3 separate regions of the Homo sapiens genome follow, and regions 1 and 3 are each linked to region 2. The links are chromatin contacts, found by Hi-C or POLR2A ChIA-PET in ENCODE. All regions are on one chromosome and are shown on one strand. Each heading gives the region's core, a stretch centred on a gene start or an enhancer-like site at or near the end of the contact. The rest is flanking DNA. Distances are from core to core; before and after follow the strand shown. Region 1 overlaps LINC02541 (long intergenic non-protein coding RNA 2541). Region 2 overlaps LOC107986637 (a long non-coding RNA gene). Region 3 has its middle 37 kb from the start of MARCKS.

Region 1 (4,859 bases), core at 1,070-3,569, 270 kb after region 2:
GGAGATATTATGACCAAAAAGTCACAGTGCTTATCCACAATTATTCCACACTACAGAGCAGAGTTTTTGAGCTAGAATCTATGGAACTCTAGGGTATGGATATATATAACTTCAGAAGGTCTGTGAACTTCTGAAATTGTGAGCAGAATAATGTTATGTTTATATGTGCTTTATGTTTTATTTTATAATTATCATTATTTTTTTAGACAGGGTCTCACTCTGCTGGCCAGACAGGAGTGCAGTAGCATGATTACAGTTCACCACAGCCTTGAATTCCTGGGCTCAAGAGATGCGCCCATCTTAGTCTCCTGAGTAGCCAGGACTATAGGATTGTGCCACCACACCTGGCTAATATATTTTTTTAATCTTTTCAATAAAGGTCAGGTTTTGCTATGTTGCCCAGAATTGTCTCAAGCTCCTGGGCTCAAGTGATCCTCCTGCCTCAGCCTCCCAATGTGCTGGGATCATAGGCATGAGCCCCCACACCCAGCCAAGAGTACTTTTCTAAAGAGAGAAGGTCCATTTCTTTCAACAGATCCTCAAAGGGATCTGCATTGTGGTCATTCTTGGTTTTCACCTACCCAGCACGCCTCTCCTGATAACACAACACATTCCTTCCCCTTGAAGAAGTACCATTTGCCATTCTCAATTGATATGGTTTGGATAAGGGCCAATCCCACCACCTGCCTCCAAGATTAGCCCCCATCCAAACCATATGGATTGAGACTGGCCAAGCTGGGCCAAACAAAGCAAAAAGGACATATACTTCCCAACAAAGCTTCAAAACTTGTAGAATTTAAGCCATAAATGTTTATAGCCATCTTTGCCATCATGTGAGGAAGGCTGCCTAAAATAGAATAAGGAAGAAAGCTAAGTCAAAAGCTGAAAAAAGGCAAACTTACAGAACTTTTGTTGAAAGAGTTAATTTCAGCTAAAATTGAGGTCAATTCCAGCCTGGGACTTTTTGGTTACATAAGCAATAAAGTTCTGTCTTCCTGAAATCTGTTAGAATTTTCTTTCCCTCCTTTTCAGTGAGATTCAATCCTGCTAATTCAGTTTAAATCTCCCATACCCACCTCCCCCACTCACCAACAAATAAACAAAACTCCTAGTTTATTGTCCCAGATACTAAGCTATCCAACCCATGGGTTAGGTATTCAACTTAGCTTTATTAATCATAGGGCTCATTACTTTATGTATCCTGAAATACAAACTCCACCCCACCACCAGGCCACAGTTTACCATGCCCCTCATTTTACTTTATCTCCACATCCACTTCTTCCAACCTTGCAGAACCCAAAAACAGAGATCATGTTTTCCTCTAATTGACTCTGAGCCACTTACAGAATCACAAAAGCACCAAAATAGTTTCCTCCCTGTGTTTTCCCTCCATATTCAATATGTCAAAGTGATTATACATCCTGTGTCCCCAATTAACATAGTAGCATTCAATATTTAGTACACTCTGAATACATATTGGTGGAATAAATAAAATAAGCCATGCTGGAACTTTATCTGTTGTTCTTAAAAGAAAGAGAAGCTGCCAGAATTGGAGCTTGATCCAGGGGCTTCCCAGGGGACCATCCTCTAGGGAAGAAGATGTTGGTTTCATAGTTACTTGGTCCATTACAGTTCACAGAGGACAGTGCACACAAAATCAGAAAAGCAGGTGGGCTTATTGCAGTAAACGTGAAGCAATAGCTAGTTTCATTTTGATAGCACAAATTTTAGACCCTACCCTAATGAAACTATAATACATGAATAAAAAATGAAAGTTAATATATGAAAATGAAACCAATCATTACAATAAAAGGATGGGATTGAGGCTATATTTTCTAATTATGAAAAATCTCTTTTATGATATTTAATGTGATTTAAAGGATTTTCAAAACACTTAGTACAAATCTCTATGTAAATATTAATGTTTAAAAAATATTGCAGCCTAGGCAACATAGCAAGGCTCTGTCTCAAAAAAAATATTGCAGACTATTCACTTATGTTACAACATATACTCAAGTGGGAAATTCCCTGGTGACAAAATATCTAGAAAGTATGCCAATAAACACACACACACACACACACACACTTCAATTAAAGGAATGAGCCCATTTAATGAAATGGACTATCTCTTATCATGATATGTAAATAGCATTTCAGTTATAGAAAAAATACTACAAAAATCACTAGAGCAATTTTTTTCATTGCAAGACCTGAACATAAGGTGTATATTTTTGTAACTGTGTTTTTTAGAAAAGAAGAAGTAAAAGAAGAACCACCTGCACCTAGGTGGCAATTCCCCATCACAGGGGGAGGGAGCCAGTCTTGGCCACTGGGCACAGAAGAGACTGCTTAGGAAATCCCTGTGAGCTCTAAAGGAAGTAAGAAAACACAGAAATGCAAAGCTCCAATACTCCCCCACGTATCACAGACTCCTCTAAATTTCCCACTGGGTGTTTCAAGAGTTGGTCCTGGTGAGGTGGGAGGGGGAGACCAAAGGGAAGAGAAAAAAAAAAACAAAGGCCATTTGTGGGGAAGCTGAAAGGACATGGAGGTACAGAGGCAGAAATGGTGGCAGTGACGACATATGGGGCAAATATGCCCAGACCCTCAGCCTCCCCACTGCACCCACACTGTCCACAGGACAATCGGGGCAGGACCTTCATCTGTGTCCTCCGGTTGAGGGGTTGCCTACATAATCTGAAAGAGAAGCGTGAAACTCCAGAAGGGGAAAAAAATGCCTCTTTTGAAGGGGACTTCCCTTGCCAGTGAGGTTTCAGATCATGTTCTGTAACAGCCTACTGGCCTGTGACAGGGCCTCCAGGAAATGAGACAACTCAGATGCAGAGTACTAAGGGAAAAATTTCAGTAGTGGCTTGAGAAAACTAACTGTTGAGTCTGACAAAGCAAAGTTCTAAGATAGTGCGAAGTATAACTAGGGCTGCTTTGAAAAGGAAACCCAGAGAGCAAGGACAGGTGTCGCTTAGTTTTAAAAAATAATTAGAGCTTCTGTTTATTGAAAGCCTACCATGTGTCAGGAGCCTTGCATGCCTTATCTCTTACTCTTACATCAGATGATATGAAATTGACATTATTATCCCCATTCTCATCTGTAAAGTGAGAAAACATACTCAGATAAATTAAGTAAATTAGCCAACATCATCCAGTTCCAGGGCCACGATTCAAGCCAAGGTCCATCCGATACCAATTACTATGCTTCTGCCTTGGCCCTTCTGTCATTAATTCATGTGGTTCACTGTGAAAGTCATGGACTTCTTTAAACCTAGATTTCCCCTTATGACATGGTACAAGTAAGCCTAAAGTTAGATAAAATCATAGCCTATGATGAGCTAATTTAAGCTTCAATCTGTCTCTGTCACTAGCCAGTTCTGTGGAAATGGACAACTCAAGTAACTTCTCCAGGTCTCAGTGTTCCCATCTAAAAAGTGGGGTTGTAGTGGGCCTCTACAGCTCTTGACTTCTATGAGGCACACCGAGTCCTCACATGCCAACATAAAAAAGGAAATTTCAAAATTGTCTTTGTTTTTTAACAAAGTATATGAGGGGATTATTCCAGTTCTCTATGAATAATATATATATTTAAAGAGCCTATGTTTAAAAAATTAAAATGCTTTAAAACATTTTCTAGATGGCCTTACAAATGGAAAAAAAAAGTATTCCTAGCCAACCCTCTGTCAGCAGAAAGGCCACACAGAAAAAAGCAAATCACAATTCTTTACCCCTCTCAGCATAAATCATTACTCACCGTGGGAAAATGATTACTTGCCAGGAAGTAGAACCTATGAATCATTATACTGTTGTCCTCGACCTCTGATAGAGCAAGAATTAGGGGAAAGACTGAAAAGCTGGGGAGTGAACTCTGATTTGACAATAGTTCCACTCATGGCATCGTAAGGCAATGAAAACAGAAAGCTGATCGAGCCGTAGGGCTGTCAAGTCCCGGTGCTGCTGCAGTGCACGTCTGAACCCAGAGCAGAATGACATGGGCCCCTGACTTTCTGAGTCACTCCTTGGGTCTGAGTCTTCACAGCCCCAGAGTCATTTATCAGCAAATAGAAACAATGCCATCCCTGGGCTTGTCCCGACAGTCAACCTACTTGTTAATGCCTGTGTAAGAGATACCCAGCTTGGAAATAGGAGCAAAAGTCACAAGGAAGGGATTAAGTTGCCTAACATCAGCATTCATTTCCTAAAATAAAAACACATGAAAGATAGACACCACAAATATGTGTTCCCTTGTGGTATCAGCAAATATTGTGCTATAATTTCTCTACTGTTGCTAATAAGCTATGGCACACAACTGTAAATTCTTTTTTTTTTTTTTTTTTTTTGATACAGGATCTTGCTCTGCCATGCAGGCTAGAGTGCAGTGGCACAATAATGGCTCACTGAAGCCTCGACCTTTCAGGCTCAAGCAATCCTCCCACCTTGGCCTCCCAAATAGGTAGGATAGGGCAGGTGTGGTGGCTCATGCCTGTAATCCCAGCACTTTGGGAGTCTGAGGTGGGAGGATTGCTTGAAGCCAGGAGTTCAAGACCAAATAGCTAGCACTACAGGCATGAGCCGCCATGCCCAGCTAATTTTTGAGTCAGGGTCTCACTATGTTACTCAGGCTGGTCTCAAACTCCTGGGCTCAAGCGATCCTCCCACCTCTGCCTCCCAAAGTGTTGGGATTACAAGCATGGGAGCCACCTGTAGGTGGGTGAGGAGCAGTGATCCTCCCACCTCTGCCTCCCAAAGTGCTAGGATTACAGACATGGGAGCTACCACACCCAGCTTGCAAATACTTTTTATATTATGTTTTTCTACATGGCCTTTGATGTCTTTAGAAAATGTTTGTT
Region 2 (4,755 bases), core at 1,255-3,754:
GTCTTAAATATAGTATTTTTTAAAGCTTCATTCCCTGTTGCCCAAGGGACCTATTGCAGGATTCGGGTATAAGCCGTCCCCACCCTGACCAGTGGGCTAGAAACTTTCTACTGGGCACTCACCTTCAGTCTTGGCTCTGCTGGCGTGAGCAGGGCAGGGTTAGGGACAGGACAAGCACATATCCTAGTTCGCCTAAGACCCTTACAGGTTAGGCTTGTTGTCCCAGTGTTTTTATTAACGGCACTTCCACTTGTTCCTTAGACATGTCTTGGTTTGGACAATAAATTACTCAGCCACCCTAGTTATAGAGTCTGCTATTCTGTCCCCCATTAAAGAGCAGAGTGTAAAAGGGAAACATGGGCTGAGTTTAAACCCAGCTTTGACACTGCTGCTCGTTAGCCACAGGTCCTCAGGCAATTGCTGAATTTGGCTGATTGGTAAATATCTTAGTCCATTCAGGCTGCCCTAAAAAAACACCATAGACCGAGTGGCTTACAAAAAACAGAAATTTATTTCTGATAGTTTTGGAGACTGAGAAGCCCAAAATCAAAATGCCAGCAGATTCAGGGATGGTGAGAGTCCACTTTCTTGTTTACAGATGGCATCTTCCAGCCATGTCCTCACATGGTGGAAGAGGAAAGGCCTTCTGAAGCCTCTTTCATCAGGGCACTAATCCCATTCATGGGACCTCTGCCCTAATGACCTAATCACCTCCCAAAGGTCCCACTGCCTAATACCTTAACATTGGTGATTAGGTTTCAACATATGAATTTTGGGAAGACACAAAAATTCAGACCATAGCAGTAAATTTTGCTCATTAGTAAAATGAAAATAATCATACCTACCTACCTACCTCACATGGCTATGAAAATCACATGAATACACAAGTAGATGTCCAAATATGTGAATTCTTTTGCCTTTCCTTTCTACCCTGCATGCATGCACAGAAAACAGTCCCAACCTTTTGAGGTTAGGCTGCATCTGCAGGGCGCCTGCTTTTGAGGTTAGGCTGCATCTGCAGAGAGTCAGCATGGCCTGTGCACGGCATGTGTGTTTCCCAGGCAGTGGGGAGGGACAAGGCCCTCCTGGGTCTGTGTCCCAGATCACTTAGGGGAAAGAGAGAGACCCTATGGCTACTGATTACAGGCTTTAGCTGTAATCATTCAATTACATCCTTTTATGTTCTATTTTACTGCATCTGAAAGAGGCAAGGATATCTGGATATCTAATAGCTACATTTACTGGGAGGTGAGCTACTAAAAATAGTCCCACAATCTGTGAGCAGGTTTCCAGGAAATGCTGGACTTGTTAGAGCAGAACTGCAAAGAGTCTGTTAATCAAGCCCTTCATTTGAATCACTTGCCCATGCTGCTCGCCCAGGGCTGAAGGCTTAGCTCTTGCTCATAGGAAGTGAGATAGTATAGCAGAATCTTAAAGGAATATAGGCAATTAAAGGGGAGTTGACGATTAATACTGAAACATGTATGGGGATTGTACAGGAGTGACTTTAAGCCAATTTAAAGTATCACAACACTAAAACTACCAGGACCAAATGTAATTCATTATTTTAATTCCCTCTGGATAAGATTGTCTCTAGAATTCCAAGTCTTTAATGATGATAATGTATTTTCATTTGTGGATCCTCTCATACCTCAAGCTGGAGAGGCAGAGGGCCCATGCCCTTTTTAAAAATCAAAAGTAAATATGATGAAGTCTTTTAACTTCACAGATGGATGCTACTGGAGATATTTCAGAATATTAACATACAAGATATTCCAGTTTTCTTGCAGTTCTTACAAAGGGCAGAGACAAAGCCTGATTAGAATGAGTTTGCATTGTCAGAATTTTTGAGTCTGGCATTTTCCTTGAGTTTAAATGCTATATTAATAAATTCTGAATATAGTTTAATGCCACTACTTTTTCTAACTTGAAGTCAATTATTAAAAGATCAAAAATTATTAATGTGTTTTAAGGAAGAATACTGTGGAAATGAAATACAACACACACAGTAAGCACCTTAAAAAAAAAGTTAGTACTTAGCATTAAAAAATAAATGATAAAAATACAAAATTGAATTACTAATTTATTTTGAACTTTAATAAAATAAATTAAAATACAATACCATTTGAAATTAAGGGTAACTAATCATCTGCTAGAAACAAAAAATTAAGGTTTTTTAAAAAATTAATTGGACCATTAATTCAGGATGCACTTTAAGACATTTTGTAAAGAATTTTTCATGCTCCATCTTTGACAAAACAAATGGTGGATTTAGGTAAAGGGATAAAAATGGCAGTAAATCCATAACAAATGTTTTGTCAGGAGGAAATAAACACCTTTACATGTAGTAGACAACACTATTTTGAAGTGGGAATTGATTTCACCTTATACTTCAGTTTTGTTTCAAATTGTTTATTTCTGTTAAGAGATAGGGGGGAGTTCCCGACAAAAATCTTTCAATCGGCTGTTAATGAGTCACTTGTGGTCAGGTTCACAGACAAAAGCCTTTTTATTGACTGAGCTGGGTCAGATTTCCAGATTTTTCCTACCCTTTTTCATACCATGAAGACAAAACAAGTCAGAGGAGGAGTGTTGTGGGGACGCCCGTCATCTCAAGTTTTTGAAATAGGGGCAGCCATCAAGAAAGTTGCTTCAAGGATGGGATCTTTTTCTGGATTTGCTGTGAACACTGAGACATTCTGGTTCAATCTTTGTATGTTCAGGGCACAACATTCTCTTTCTGCAAGTGATGTCATATTTGGGGGCATAGCTGTAAGTCAACAGGGCTAAGCCCGGGCTGTTCTGTCTTTGTTCTAGTTCTGCCCTCAGTAGCCATGCGGCATTAGCCATGTCTTTCAGCCTTGATATCTGTCAAATGATTGGCGATCAGGCCTCTTCTCAGGTCCCTTCCTACTAATTACTAATTCTATCTATATTTCCTGTTGTTTATAATCAATATATAATATGCGTGTGTGTGTGTGTGTGTGTATGTATAGTTTAGGTTAGATAACTACTCATATATTGGTAAAAATAAAGAACTATTTTGTTTATAATAATGCAGTTTCAAAATTCAAAACAAACTTTTTACTTGATTCTTGGTCTTGTGATAGTTTAAAAAATCACCTCTTACCACCTTTTTTGGGGCTCCAGTCTTAATTTTAATCACAAAGGAAGTGGTAATTTGTTAGGCCAATAACAGAAAATAATAAAAATAGTTAAAAAAAAATGTGAGGAGAAACAAAAGGCAGACCAGGTTGAAGAAAGTCATTTCTTTTCTTCAGCAACATCATGATATGTGGTAAATTAGGAAGTGTGTTGATACACACTGTGTATTTGTGTATATGTAGAAGAGGAGGTGGTATGTTGCTAAAGGAGAGTCCAAGAGATGATTAAAGGTCAAATGTCAACCATTTGGCTGTGGTTTTTATGTGCCTTTTACATTTATTGCTCCCCCATAAAAGTAAAATGTGACTAGTTAAATAAGTGTTGCTAAAACAGGATATTGAAGTTGTAATAATGGGAAAGCATTGCAAAGAACCCTTAGAGAAATTCAAGTCATTTCACATATTAATTTCTTAAAATTGATTTTTTTCTTTCATGTTTTTAAGAAAAAATTCACTTAAAATAATAAAGACTTCTACATTTAGCGCCTATACATATAGTGGCTTAAAAAAAAACAGTTTGAAATAGAAAACTGTCCTCAGATCCTTTGGTATGCAAAAGCATCGCATTGAAAGGGAAATCTGCGGCTGAGCATGCTGTGATTTTAATTTTATGTTTTAAGTTATTGGAATAAAATACCAGACACTGATAGTCACACAGTTTTAAAAAATCAACCTAAGACCTTTATCTGTCATACCTCCTCTCCTGGGGAAAGACAACGTGGCAGGGCCTTGCTTCAAGAGCCCAGAGAACTGGCTTCTTGTTCCCAGTCTACCACTTACTGAGCTGCTGCAAATTTGATTCCTTCTCAGTCTTCCTGGTTTCTAATTACCATGTCTGTAAAACAGGAATAAACAAACTTCAATAAAAACAGGGGACCTGATCAAATGTCACTTGACTTCACTTCCAGCTTTAAGATCCAGTGAATGTGTCAACTCATGACTAAAAATGCACTGAAAAGGGGGGCGGGGGGAAGAAAAGAAAACCACTCCTGGCATTCGCTGAAATAGTCAGCAGAGATTCCACTCTCTCATTCTCACTTTCCACCACACTCTGCTCCCTGGTTCTCCCCCATTCTCCCACTATCACTGCGTAGCTTACTGGTCCAGGGGCTTATCAGCTAACACCAATGGTCTACTGGCTGTGTCCTCCTGCCCCTCAACTCCCTCTCCCACACAGCACTCCTTCTTCCTCAAAACAGTTGAGATCATCATGTCCCTATCTCAAATCTTATGTTAGAAAATTCAGATTTGGTCTGCCACTGAAAGCCCTCCATAGTCCAGCTACAATTATCCTTTTTAGATCTACAGCTCTTCATTCCTTGACCCACAGAAATTCTTGGCTTCAAACAAATGATATTATTAATTTGGCCCGGAATTAAAGTGATCATATCCTGTTGCATAAATTTTTCCCAAACCATTCTCTCTGTCCCTCACATGCAATGAATTGGAGGGATTATCTTAGTTGGAGAGAACTGCTCCAGCTTCTCCAACTAAGATCATCTCAGCTATGCTTCACTTTCAGATTCAAATCCTGCCACTGCTAAAAGGTTCTCTTTCTCTCTTCCCTCTGAACTTCATTAATTAATCATAT
Region 3 (4,208 bases), core at 238-2,737, 460 kb after region 2:
GAAGATTGCTTGAGCCTGGGAGTTGGAGGTTGTAGTGAACTGAGCTCATGCCACTGCACTCCAGCCTGAGTGACAGAGCCAAATCCTGTCTCAAAATAATAATAGTAACAATAATAAAAGAAAAAAATGGATAGTATTTTGAGTTTGGAGCAGAAACAAGGAATTTCTTAAATCTCTTCTAGTTATATTAAATCAAAAGGGTTTGATGTTATCATTAAGAGTCTTTCCTCCTAGCTGTAATATTCTAGTTATCTGTGCATTCCCAAATTGGAAGCCTGAGAAGTATTATTACCTGGAACATTGAGTATCAGGCACTCTTTTTCTTTTGTAATACAGTACCTTATAAAAAATCATTCTGTATTCCTGCCTTTCTTCAGAGGATGTGATTAAAATGTTCAAGGTCAAGGAAACAATTTGCTCTACAAGTTTTACTAAACGGGGTATTGGAGGGCAGAAAGAAAGAGAAAGATAGATAGGGCTTCATTTTTCATACACCCTCTGATATATAAAAAGTTTGTTTAAAAAATTACTATCTTTACAAAGTAAATATACTTCAAAAATTACTCCATCCTGTTGGTATTGCATAAGCCAGAGACAGATTTAAAGGGAGGGAGAAATGAAACTGACCAGCTGAAGCTTCACTGTCTTTTCAGATTGTGATTCTCTTTACACATTACTCATTTGGAAGACAAACTCCAAGCAAATAAAATTTAATGTCACAAAAATGTACTTTTCTACTAATAGCAATAGGGACATGACTAGAGCGCTAATAGTGACAGATTCACTTCAGCTGAAAAATCCTTTTAGAGAACCTTTGGAATAATGAAGTATCTCTGGCTTGTGCATGATGTTAACCATTGAACTAAGAAAATACGCCACATATAATTATTCAAAATGCTTACATGGACACTCTGACTGGTATATATGTTGTAATTTTTGGTTTAAGGTATTGTTTAGTATAGTGATTGTGCAGAAACTTTTAGTTACCTTTGTCATTTCATTAAATAATGTTTTTCTCTGTAGATATAATTAAGCACCCTAATAATTCTTAATAAGATAACAATATTATTGTTCCCCTGTTATCTAACAGGGGAATAAGTATTCCCCTGTTATCCTCTCACCTCCAGACTCAGCAAAATTTATAAAATAGATTGGATATTTAGATAAATTTCATTTATAAGTTCCACATGAAATTCATTTCTTATATCTTGAGTTCTGGTTAAACATTTACTTGCTATGCTGTGCTAGAGAATCAAGAGTCAAAAATCCTGGTTGTTTTTTTAAAATAAAATAGTTCTTTATATTTTCTTATTTGTAATATTTCATAAGTCTCAAACTGAAATTCATGATCCTATCTGTTTTTCCCCTTGTTTTTTTATTTCTATAGCAATGAGGAGAAGAAGGTGGTGGTTTGTAAATATTTGTGAAAGCAAAGACAGTTTACTGACAACCTGAGACTTCCTGGTTCATAGTACAGACGTGGCCTTGCCCCTGGACAGGGCTACGCTGGAGGAAAGTGTATGCTCCAGAAAGGAGTTACCACTTAAGGATCTAATCAGATTTATTTTGATTCAGCACATTTTCTATTACTTTTGTCCCAATAATTTACTTGGTTTAAATTATTGTCATTTTTCTTTTTGGTCAATTGTTGTTCCCTTTTTGCCAACCTATTTTGCCACTATTCTGACCTTTAAAATTGATTGTTGTTTCTAAATAAAAATGGAATCTGGAAAAACAGCAGTGTCCTTACTCTCTCTCAACACCTATCAGGAGGAGAGAGCCAGTGGTGAGGTCCTGTAATATTGGTGAACTGTGGAGTCCCTGAATCAAAAAACAATGTTTTTGACCTCCTAACCTAAATGTGCATCACATTTATACTTTATTATAAAATCCTTAATTTCAGTGTTTGTTCTAAAAACTAGTGGGGAATTTCACCTGTGAGTTGATGTAAAATAAAATATTTTTTAAAAAATCAATCTAAAAGGAAAACCAAAGTAATAAAGTATAAAGCAAAGTTATTCAGCTTATTTTCTGGAATGCTAACATGTTCTAGTATGAGTTAGACCTTCTTCCTTCAGAAACAGCATTTTAAATTGTAATATTGCAAACCTTATCATAAGGATAAGAACGTGAGACCAAAAGAATAGATACGTAGAAAGCAGAAAATAACAAAAATAGATGGCCTTTTAAACCTACTTTTGGTGTTTATTATAAAGTAGACATTTAATTCATACTATAATTTTAAGTAAACAAAATGGTAGAGTTTATTAAATGTTAGGTATGATATGATTCAAATTTTTTTTAATTTATACACATACTGCACAGAAAAAATGTGAAAACACTTATACACCAAATGAGTATTTTTGATGATGTGATTGTTTATATTTTAGTTTTGCTAACTTTCAAAAGCATATATAAATTATATGCATATAGTTGTACAATACACACACATCAGATATAATCTATATTTTATTTAAGTGTATTTTGTATGTAGATATATAGTTTTACTAACTTAAAAAGTTATTTTTTTAAATAAACTATATTTTTTATTTCATTGTGACCCAAGAGGCTTATAAGTTAAGCTTTGAGCAGTTTGATAATTCATTCATTCTTTTGACAATTTTTGAGCACTTACCGTATTTAGGCGCTCTTCTAGGGGACTTGGATACAGCATAAGCTAATATGACAAATGACAGTGCCTCGGACTGTGCTAAGGCAACTGAGTCACATTCGAGATCCATGGAATTCAGTTCTCTCATAACGCTGTCTAGATGATTTCAACAAAGATTTATTGGGCAACTTTTGTGTGCAGATTCTTGGGGTAGGTCCTTAGAGGAATGAAAAGGGGCTGCAGAGAGAGATGACTGGACTGGAAACACTGAATATGAGTAAATGACTAAGAGCTGACACTTAAATAGTGCTTACTCTGTGTCAGAACCTATTCTAATCACTCTATGTGTATAGCTTCTCACCAACTTATGATGGAGTTACATCCCAATAAACCCACCATAAGCTAAAAATATTATAAGTTGAAAATCCATTTAATACACCTAACCTATCAAACGTCATAGCTTAGCCTAGCCACCTTAATCGTGCTCTGTAGACTTAACATTAGCTTAAGTTGGGCAAAATCATCTAACACAAAGCCTATTTTACAACAAAGTGTACAATATCTCATGTAATTTATTGAATACTGGATTGAAAGGGAAAAATGAAATGATTGTATGAATACTCAAGGCATGGTTTCTACTGGAATGTGTATTGCTTTCATACTATCATAAAGTCAAAAAATCATATAAGTCAAACCATATAAGTTGGGGACCATTGGTATTGATTCGTTTAATCCTAACAACAGCCTTACTAAGGTCTATCAATGATGATCAGGTCTATCATTAACATCCCCACGTAACAAATGAAGAAATTGAGACTTGGAGAGCTTAAGTGTCCCACACAACCGTGAATCAGTTAGTGAGTGGCAGAGCTAGAATTTGAAACCAGGCACTCTGGTGCCAGTGGTCATACTCTAAACCACCACCCCATACAGGAGGTGGTTTGGCAAAGAAGAGACAGGAGTGTATTCCAGAACACAGGAAAAGATGTTAAGCATATTTGGAAATAAGCCTGTGGGAAGAATGTGGCTGACAATGGACAAGACTTTATAGAAAGGGTACAAGTAACAGGAGGCTGAAAGCTTCATCCTAAAAATTACCAATGGATAAATTACAGGTAAAGATAAAAGAAACCTGATGAAAGAATTTGAAGCAAAGTGAGTTAAAAATACACCAGAAAGCAAAGAAATTTTTGCACTGAAGCATTTTATGGTGACCAAAATCCAGAAACTTCAGACAGGAAAATCAAGCAAAAATATGCAGGGGTGTCCAGTCTTTTGGCTTCCCTGGGCCACACTGGAATAAGAATTGTCTTGGGCCACACATACAATATGCTAATGCTAATGATAGCTGATGAGCTAAAAAAAAAAAAAAAAAAAAAAAAAAGCCAAAAAAAATCCCATAATGTTTTAAGAAAGTTTACAAATTTGTGTTGGGCCACACTCAAAGCCATTCTGGGCCACATGCAGCCCGCAGGCTGTGAGTTCGACAAGCTTGATATACAGGCAAGAGATTCCTGAGAATGGGAGGGTGAGCCATCAGAATAAATACCAGAGTTCTCTAAGTGACTGAATTAGAATACAGAGTAGAGTTTTGAGA

Evidence for each region. A loop is a pair of places that touch in the nucleus more often than their neighbours do. ChIA-PET counts read pairs that join two places held with the same protein, here RNA polymerase II (POLR2A). Pooled maps may share reads with other maps.
Region 1: a map of HepG2 shows a loop between it and region 2 (2.3-fold over the local background). The contact joins two enhancer-like sites. A Hi-C loop is called at or near these places in 5 of 168 maps with a recorded cell type or tissue (Calu3, GM12878, HepG2 and 2 more), 14 of 37 single-sample maps with no recorded cell type and 7 of 50 pooled maps. POLR2A ChIA-PET finds 5 or more read pairs at or near these places in 1 of 52 experiments (HepG2).
Region 3: POLR2A ChIA-PET joins it to region 2 with 16 read pairs in AG04449. The contact joins two enhancer-like sites. A Hi-C loop is called at or near these places in 5 of 37 single-sample maps with no recorded cell type and 3 of 50 pooled maps. POLR2A ChIA-PET finds 5 or more read pairs at or near these places in 1 of 52 experiments (AG04449).

Annotation. Positions count from the first base shown.
Region 1 is chr6:113,628,537-113,633,395 of GRCh38, forward strand. All of the region lies in intron 1 of LINC02541 (long intergenic non-protein coding RNA 2541), which reads right to left. Among named protein-coding and RNA genes, the nearest start is that of LINC02541, 19 kb to the right of the region's middle. RefSeq lists enhancers at 2,440-2,739, 2,760-2,899, 3,770-3,819. Within about 2 kb of position 2,320, at least 16 of the 41 ENCODE cell types and tissues checked have a DNase peak (open chromatin) inside an H3K27ac peak, as active enhancers do; they include PC-9 and mammary epithelial cell, where a contact is called at or near this core.
Region 2 is chr6:113,358,672-113,363,426 of GRCh38, forward strand. LOC107986637 (a long non-coding RNA gene) reads right to left here. Exons shown (of 4, transcript XR_001744312.2): 3 at 3,860-3,999. Among named protein-coding and RNA genes, the nearest start is that of LINC02518, 72 kb to the right of the region's middle. Within about 2 kb of position 2,505, at least 2 of the 41 ENCODE cell types and tissues checked have a DNase peak (open chromatin) inside an H3K27ac peak, as active enhancers do; they include PC-9 and mammary epithelial cell, where a contact is called at or near this core.
Region 3 is chr6:113,818,129-113,822,336 of GRCh38, forward strand. No RefSeq gene overlaps it. Among named protein-coding and RNA genes, the nearest start is that of MARCKS, 37 kb to the right of the region's middle. Within about 2 kb of position 1,488, at least 4 of the 41 ENCODE cell types and tissues checked have a DNase peak (open chromatin) inside an H3K27ac peak, as active enhancers do.